Linked DNA regions of Homo sapiens: region 1 is linked to region 2. Evidence: read pairs that join two places in POLR2A ChIA-PET (ENCODE). Cell type or tissue: endothelial cell of umbilical vein. All regions are shown on one strand. Links, peaks and the distances in the headings refer to the core of each region. The heading gives the core; the rest is flanking DNA. Region 1 overlaps SNX29 (sorting nexin 29). Region 2 has its middle 54 kb from the start of ERCC4.

Region 1 (4,392 bases), core at 76-4,075, 1.4 Mb before region 2:
GGCTTATAGCAACCTTCGCCTCCGGGGTTCAAGCAATTCTCCCACCTGAGCCTTCTGAGTAGCTGGGATTACGTGTGCCCACCAGCATGCCCGGCTAATTTTTTGTGTTTTTAGTAGAGATGGGGTTTCACCATGTTGGCTAGGCTGGTCTCGAACTCCTAACCTCAAATGATCCACCTGCCTCAGCCTCCCAAAGTGCTGGAATTACAGGCATGAGCCACTGCACCCGGCCTGTTGTCTTTTTAAAGAGACTCCTTTGAGAAGACAGCTAGGGGCTAAGGGCTCCATGGCAGGCCCCAGAACAAGAGAGACCTCCCAGGGAGGCAAGGCTCCAAGTCCGGGCAAAAATTCCAGCTTGCTTGTGTGCCCTGGGAGCAGAAAACCAGGACCCACAAACTGGCAGTGAGTGGGCCACTGTCTGCAGGTTGGAAGTCCTTTCTGCAAGGTATAAGCGCTGTACAAGCGCCACACTGTCCTGAAGGCTGGGGAGTGGGCAGGACCCCAATAATGGCTGAGACAGCCTTGCTGCCCACTCGGCAGGATTGCCTTGGAGTCTTGATCAAGATGCACTCAGCAGCTCCTTCTGGCACCATTGAGTTTCATACTCACACACAGCATTTCTGATGTATTTGGATGAGGCCTTGTAATTACACAGCAAGGACAGGTTGTCCATTTGCCCTCACCTACTGCCTGGACAGAGTATAAACTTAAAAAACTTTCTAAAATGAATTAATCCACCCATGAAGTTCTCCTCGCAGGCAGGTTGGTATTGATGTCTTGGGGTCCTGCACTATGCCAGGCCCAGCGTCTGCCTCCGTCAGACCTTCCATCCCACCTGATGATTGGGGCTGGTCTAGGATGTTACCTCCCACATCCAGGGGAGGAAGTGAGGCCTGGTGAGCGGACTTGGTCAGGCTGACAGGTAGATGGACTCTCCTCCCCAGCGGGTCTCCATGGGGAACAGTTGGCACCTGCCCTGAACTGCCACACCACACACTCCCTGTGCTCCCCAACCCAGGCTGGGAATGCCCACTCTCTCCTATATCCAAAATAGTTATATTTATTTTTAGGGATGTTGGAAAGGGATGCCTCTTAAACCCCATCTCCCCTGGGGAGATCATCTTGTCGGGAAGAAATGGCAGGACCTCTTCCCTGTACAGCTCGTCCTGGGAGCATTGTTGGAGTGGGGGCCGTCTTCTGAATGTGGCCAGGGCCGTACTGTCAGACACATGCATCTGCCTCAGTTAAACAGGCTCTGAGGATGGCCGCCTGGCTTGTCCTCTGGTTTGAAAAAGACAACTACAGCCCCTTTGCATCAGCCTGTAGGAGGTAAGGAACCCAGAACTGGGCAGGCTGTGCTCTGTTCGGTTTCTGACCCCAGAGACTGCTCATGGGCCCTCCTCCTTAAACGTCGAGTCCCTCTCAGCTTTTCTTAAACTGCCCCTCAAATGCACTTAGCACAGACGCAAGCAGAGCCCCGGGGCTTGTCTCGGGGCACCGCCCAGTCACTCATTGGTCATTGCAGAGTCACAGTTAGACAGGAGGAAGAAGTTCTGGTGATCTGTTGCGCAGCAGGGTGACTATGGTTAACAATGACGTATATTTCAAAATAGCTGGAAGAGAGGGTTCTGAATGTTTCCACCACAAAGAAATGAGAAGTATTTGAGGTGATGGATCTGCTCATTACCCTGATTTGATTACAAAACAGATACATGTAGCAAAACACCACATCATGCCCCTGAGTTCGTTTGTTTTGTGTGGCTGTGAAGGAACACCTGACGCTGGGTAGTTGATAAAGAGAAGAGGTTTCTTTGGCTCCCAGTTCTGCAGGCTGTACAAGAAGCATGGTGTCAGCATCTGCTCGGCTTCTGGGAAGGCCTTGGAGGCTTTTAGTCATGGTGGAAGGTGCAGGGGGAGCAGGCATGTCACATGGCAAGAGAAGGAGCAAGAGAGAGGAGGAGGTGTTACTCTATCCCAACCACCAGCCCTCACATGGACTAACAGAACAAGAAGTCACTCATTCTCATGGGCAGGGCACCAAGCCATTCATGAGGCATCTGCCCCATGCCCCAGACACCTCCCACTAGGCCCACCTCCAGCTTCAGGGGTGACATTGCAACATGATTTGGAGGGGACAAACATATCAACCCCATAACTGTGTATAATTATTATGTGCCAATTAAAAGTAAAACAAAACTGAACATTTATGGAGCCCCTGCTGTGTGCCAGGCACTGCGCCTAGTGAGATACGCTTGAGTAAGGGGAAGGGCCTCCCAGGTGCAGCCAGGGTGCCAGCCACCTCAGGCACAGTACTTCTTGGGAGCCTACCATTCCATGAGACAATCAGGGGCGGTTTGCATTCTACTCCATAATCCATCCGTATCTTACTGTTTATGAAACTTGCATTTCCCTCAGGCTAGTCTGCAGTGAAAATGCTTTGTGTTTCTTCTGCGTAGCCAGGCTGTGTGTACCTCTTGGCACACTGGGCTTCCTGTGTTCAGCATCTAGAGTGCTCTGGTTCCAGAAGTGAGCTTCCATGGAAGCCGCCTCTGTCCAGGTGTCTTTCCTTGTTTCAGGCTGTCTGGCTCACCTGGTCTCCCAGCATCTGTCTATGAGGGCCAGGGGCAATGAGGACATTCCTGTGGCACATCAGGGAGGGAGATGAGCTAGTGGGTCAGAGGGGGTGGGTGGTTCTCCTTTCCTTCCTTCTCTTTGCTCCCCGCTTTGCACACTCTACATCCCTCCCCTGGTCTTTTCCTTTTCTCTTTCTGTTTCCCTCTTTCCTCCTCCTTCTCATTCCTTTTCCCTATTCCTCATCATTCCTTTTCCCTGTTCCTTGTCATTCCTTTTCCCTGTCATTTCCCTCTTCCCTTCCTCCTCTTACTGCCTCTCTCCTGTTCTGTGTCCTCTCTTCTCTTTCCTCTCTTCTCTTTCCTTCCTCCCACTTCTTGTCTCCTCACCCTCCTCACCCTTTCCCTTCCCCTTTCCTTCTTTCTCTTTGTTCCTTCTTAGTCCTTGATGTGGAGAGGAAATTCATAATTTCCTGCCTCTCCCTGTTTTTCTTGAGCCCTGGGAAGAGAAGCGCTGTATGCCGACAGCGAGTGAGCTTTCTCTGCCTGCAGTAATTGGATGGCTTCTTGGTACTCCGCACTGTCTGTCTTTGGCCGCAGCATTGAGTCTCTGAGCTCCTGGGAAGGGGAAGGGAATAGATAAAGCCGCAGGGCACGTTTTTCTCTGGGAACCACATGCAAATGCATGTGGGATTTGTCTTACATTGGAGGATTCCCACGTGTCGGGAAAGTGCTTCCCTGACATGACTACCGAGTCACTCCTGATAGTATTCACCCAGAACTTTTAATGACCAATTATTGTTGTAGTACAGATTTAAAATTGATGTTAATTGGCTGGTGATATTTCATATTTAAGACAGCCTTAACTCTAAATACCACTTTTCACCAATTGCCGCAAAACCGTTTGCTAGCGTCCTTCCTCCAGATTAACCTGATCAGGAGAGAAAACAGTCTGGAGCCACAACACACATCAGATGTAGGATGTTCATGTTGACGATGAGGATTGTATTTATTTTTTTTTTGCTAGAAAGCTGTTTTTCTAGTGGAGTGGGTGAGAAGGAGAAAGGGACCTGTTCAGTCTGGCTGTGGTCTTAGGGTTTCTGGGCATGGTGTGGTCATTTGCACCAGTTTCTGTCCTTCTGTGTTTCTGGGTTTTCTTTTCTTTTTTTTTTGAGATGGAGTCTCACTCTGTTGTCCAGGCTGGAGTGCGGTGGCACGATCTTGGCTCACTGCAACCTCCACCTCCCGGATTCAAGTGATTCTCCTGCCTCAGCCTTCTGAGTAGCTGGGATTACAGGTGCCTGCCACCGTGCCCAGCTAATTTTTGTATTTTTAGTAGAGACGGGGTTTTGCCCTGTTGGTTAGGCTGGTCTCGACCTCCTAACCTCAAGTGATCCACCCACCTTGGCCTCCCAAAGTGCTGGGATTACAGATGTGAGCCACAGCACCTGGCCATGTTTCCAAGTTTTCTTCACATGCCTGGTGTCAGTTCCCATCTTGCAGTTTCCTACACAGTCAGCCCAGAAGTCCCCTTCTCCATGAAGCTTTCTCTCCTTGCCAGGAGCGGCAGTTATACATCTGCCTAAACCTGTCTGATGCCTCCCTTGCTAGACTGAGTGGAAAGAAGGGGCTGCTGGCTTGTAGTGGGCAGGGCCGGGGGTGCTGCTCAACATCCTACAGTGCACAGGACATCCCTCCACAACAGAGAATATCCTATCCCAAAATGTCTACAGCGCCACCGTTGAGAAACCCTTGTCTCTAGTCAACAGTGTAAGCATTGTTTAGTTCCGATGTTTCTCCCTGTCCTTGTGCTTGATTCTTT
Region 2 (4,392 bases), core at 106-4,105:
TTCCCTGAGCCTCCAGCTTGCAGAAAATAGGTTGTGGGACCTCCCTACCTCCATAATAGCATAAACCAATTCCTCCTTATTTATACTAACCAATGGTAGATACTATTGGTTCTATTGCTTCTATTTCTCTGGAGAACCCTGACTAATACAATAATAATTTTTTTAAATGGGTCATGTTTCAGGGGAAAAAGTCATAAGTTTGTTGTCCCTAATTTGTGTATGCATGATAGGAAGACATAAAAGAAGTCATAATTAATAGGCAAGCTAAAATAAAGCCAAGAAGCTTTGAATAGAGCCTGGTATTAAATATACCACTTGTACAAGCTTACGGGAGAGGAGATTTCAAATGCTCCTGTCAGAAGTTTCTCAGATCAAAGAACTTGATTGACATCTAGAAGATTAAAGGCTATCTGATCCACAGATAAAACAATCAATCTCCTAGGCTAGAGATTTATATAAAAACAATTATGCCTCCATTTTTTTAATGGCTGTATTCCTGGAAGAGCCACTTATTCCTTTTCTTTTACCTTGTATTCAATAACTATTGAGTGTTATTGAATGTGCCGTGTTTGGTTGAGTGCAAAAGATCCAATGAGAATGAGTTCTAGTTCTTTCAAAGAATTTATAGGCTTGGGACTTGGGTGGACTAATACACAGGAAATTATCAAAAGGGAAAGAGAGAGAAGTGCTATGATTGGCTGATTTAAAAACCCATAGAAAGGACACTCAACCTACTCTTGATGGCATAGCAGATACAATCTTGATGGTATAGCAGATTAACAAGACTAATCTTGTTCATCCTCACCAAATATTCTATATTGCCCCCTATATTTTCCACCTTTCTCTGCAGTTACAATGGAGTCATGTGACTAATTCTGACCAAGAGACCGTGAGCAGAAGTAACACATGTCACTTCCTGGTCAAAGTCATTAGGAGCTGTTCTGCTTCCTCTTCCTCTCTCCCCTCTTCTCTCTTCAGAGAGCTTGAAGTCCACGTGTTTCAGATGCCCCAACAGCAGCATGGCGGTATAGGGCTGCTCAACCTACATGGCACTTTATGTGAGTGAGAAATAAGCTTTATTGTGTTTAACTTTTGGGATTTCAGGTTTGGCCCGTCATGCAACTGGTGTAATTATCCTGATACAAGAGGTCAGAGAATGCTTCCTGAAAAGGAGAACTGAAAGGGTAGAAGCTTAAATGAAATTAGGCAGGCAGAGATATGGCTGCAAAGAGTAGTCCGTGAAGAGGAAACAGTGTCTGCCAAGCTTTGAAGACGGTTGCTTGTAAATAGAGTTTGGGTTTAAAGGGGTCCTTTTTATTATTATTATTAATTTCCCTTGGATATTTACAACTTTACTCATATCCATTTCTTCATATTCAATGGCAGGAATTTCTAGCTTTTAATTGAAGCTTCTCAGCTTATTGTTCCCCATCTTCTCCTTCTAGCAGCTAATGACCAGTAAATAAATCCACAAGGGCCCAGCCTAGCTGCTGTTTAAACAAACATTTTATTTAAACACTCTGCAAAGAAGTCCTGCACTCCAGCCTAGGCGACAGAGTGAGACTCTGTCTCAAAAAAAAAAAAACAAAACAAAGGTGTTAGAGTGTTCATTGGAACATGTTTTCTAATAGCAAAACACAGGGGAAAAGCATGAATGCTCATCATGGGGGTGAGTGGTTAAACAAAATGTGGTTCAGTCATACAATAGTGAGAATTACACACAGTGCTTACAAATAATGAACCAGGTCTCTCTTATCACATGGAGCAATCTCAAAAACATTGAGTGAGAAAAACAAGTTGTAGAATCACACACACACACACACACACACACGCATACACATACAAAATGATACCATTCACAAAATTATTAAAATCCATTAAACTGTATATTGTTGATGTATTAGCCACAAGTTTAAAAACATAGGTCAGGAGCATTTACACCATCTTCATGAAAGTGATTGCTTCTTATGAATGAAGAAAGGAACAGAGTGGAAGCGGCTGTCCTACTTTGGGCTCTTCTGAAAACAGAGCCTGAAACAAGGAGTCTGATGCAAGTAGTTTATTGGGGTGGCAATTGCAGGAAGATAGTAAGGATGCAGGGAAAGAGAGACGGGAAGGGGAGTAAGTCAATAAAGTGTGTATTAATCTAGGGCAATTGGGACTCAATCTCAGCAGGAACCTCCTGAATAGCCATGCCTCAGAATCAATCCACTAAGGGACAAGGCAGCTGGGATAATTATTTTCCAACTCCCTTCTCTCATTGATCGAGGATTGACCTTGGGGCATTGCGCCTCCAGTCCTTTGGGATTGCCCTGTGGACGGGCTAAGCAAGCTCTCTCGCCACTAGAGGGAACCCTGGGGCAGAGAAACGTGTGCTCCAGGGCGTAAGCAGTCAGCGTGCCTGGAAACCATCCACCATAGCTGCAAGAGGCCTAAAGAGATTGGCCAAGGGATGTGGCATGGGATACTAATCATATCTGCTACATGGGAAAAACTGTATCAGCAATGTTTTGCTTTATTTTTAAGAAACATCTGAAGTAAATAAAATAAAATGTTAATATTTGTCAATTCTACCCAGTGGTTGCATGGGTGGCTGCTATATTATTCTCTGTTCCTTTTTGCATTTTGTCTTTAAATTTTACAAATTACATTCACAATGTTGTAAAACCACCGCCACTGTTTTGCTTTATTTTTAAGAAACATCTGAAGTAAATAAAATAAAATTGTTAATATTTGTCAATTCTACCCAGTGGTTGCATGGGTGACTGCTATATTATTCTCTGTTCCTTTTTGTATTTTTTGTTTAAATTTTACTAATTACATTCACAGTGTTGTAAAACCATCACCACTGTCTATTTCCAAAATTTCACCACCCTAAAGAGAGAGCAATAAGCAATAACTCCTTATGCTCCTCTCCCTTGGCCTTTGGTAACTTCTAATCTACCTTCTGTCTCTATAAATTTCCCTATTCTAGATATTTCATACAAGTAGAATCACACAATATTTGTCCTTTTTGTTGGCCTATATCACTTAGCATAATGCTTTCAAAGTCAATCCATGTTGTAACATGTATCAGAACTTTCTTTCTTTTTATGGCTGAATAATACCCCAGCGTGTGTGTGTGTGTGTGTGTGTGTGTGTGTGTGTGTACCACATTTTGTTTATTTATTCATCTGTTGATGAACTCTTGGGTTGTTTTCACCTTTTGGCTATTGTGAATAATGCTACAATAAACATTGCCATGGAAGTAACTATTGGAGTCCGTGTTTCCAATTTTTTGTTGTATACCTAGGAACAGAATTGCTAGGTCATATGGTAACTCTATGTTTCATTTTTTGAGGAACCACTATACTCCTTTCCATAGCATCTAAACCGTCCTACATTCCAACCAGCGCTTCATAAGGGTTCCAATTTCTCCCCATCCTCGCTAACACTATCTTCTCTTTGTTGTTGTTGTTGTTATAGCCATCCTAGTAGGTATGAAGGGATATTTCACTGTGGTTTTGGGTTGCATGTCCTTAATGATGATATTGAACACCTTTTCATCTACTTATTGGCCATTTATGTATCTTCCTTGGAGAAATGCCTATTCAAGCTTTCTGTATTCTTAAACCTTTTCAAAATAAAAATGTAAGGTCCTATAGCATGCAGTGGAGCCTACTATTTGAAAACAACTTCTGCTTTTTCTAGTGAAGTTACTTTCTTGATTTTTCTAACAATCAAAATTTTTCTCTACTTTGTCTCTCAGCAGATTTCAGTTTCAACTGCATCATCCATTCCATCAATCAGCAAGTTTGCTAAGAGAGCTTTCGTGAAGCTACTTTGCAACATCTAAGTGACAAGCAAATCCAACTTTAGGCAAAGGTCCAATAAGTCACACTCCAGGAGATAGCAACAAAAGTAAAATCAAGTAGTGATGACTTGTCAACCTATCCTTTATTCTGGACTAAAGGGATGTGGGCTTTTTCTTTTGGTTTTAAGTAGGAAAATGATCTCTTCCCATCTCCTAATCACAGAACAAGAAACGAAGGGAAGGAAGATTAAAAAGGGTAGGGTAGTCCCTCCAAAAATACACAAAAGCATCAATTGTAGTTTACATCAAAATTCAAGTCCCATGAAGTTTATCAAAGTTTGTAGTATAACTGTATCTCTCTACTAGAGTTTGAACCAAGCATTTTTTCTCTTTGCTGGCATGTCTATTGTTCCAAGTTCTATGGGAATAATGGGGTTTATTTAATATTTTCCACATCTTCCCTACTTGTCAGTTATTTCTCTCCCCCTTCCTCAAACCCCTGAGAAACTCCCAAACACTTTCTATATTGTATTCACGAGGAGGCAACACTGTGGGACTGGGTTTGGGCATGGAGTGTAGCCTGCAGACTATCAAGGGTT

Evidence for each region. ChIA-PET counts read pairs that join two places held together with the same protein. Peaks named below come from ENCODE experiments on the same cell type or tissue, not always from the same donor. Only the 100,000 strongest peaks of a DNase experiment are listed, where the experiment ranks them.
Region 1: POLR2A ChIA-PET joins it to region 2 with 9 read pairs; 1 of 35 experiments calls an interaction of 5 or more read pairs at or near these places.

What each region holds. Positions count from the first base shown.
Region 1 is chr16:12,414,791-12,419,182 of GRCh38, forward strand. The region is part of intron 18 of SNX29 (sorting nexin 29); the gene reads left to right. Among named protein-coding and RNA genes, the nearest start is that of SNX29-AS2, 44 kb to the left of the region's middle. In endothelial cell of umbilical vein, for the core only: no CTCF peak of the experiment used is centred there; DNase peaks (open chromatin) are centred at 2,451 and 2,991.
Region 2 is chr16:13,863,971-13,868,362 of GRCh38, forward strand. No RefSeq gene overlaps it. Among named protein-coding and RNA genes, the nearest start is that of ERCC4, 54 kb to the right of the region's middle. RefSeq lists an enhancer at 2,122-2,416. In endothelial cell of umbilical vein, for the core only: a CTCF peak has its summit at 2,333 (motif pointing right); a DNase peak (open chromatin) is centred at 2,351; H3K27me3 peaks cover 210 bases.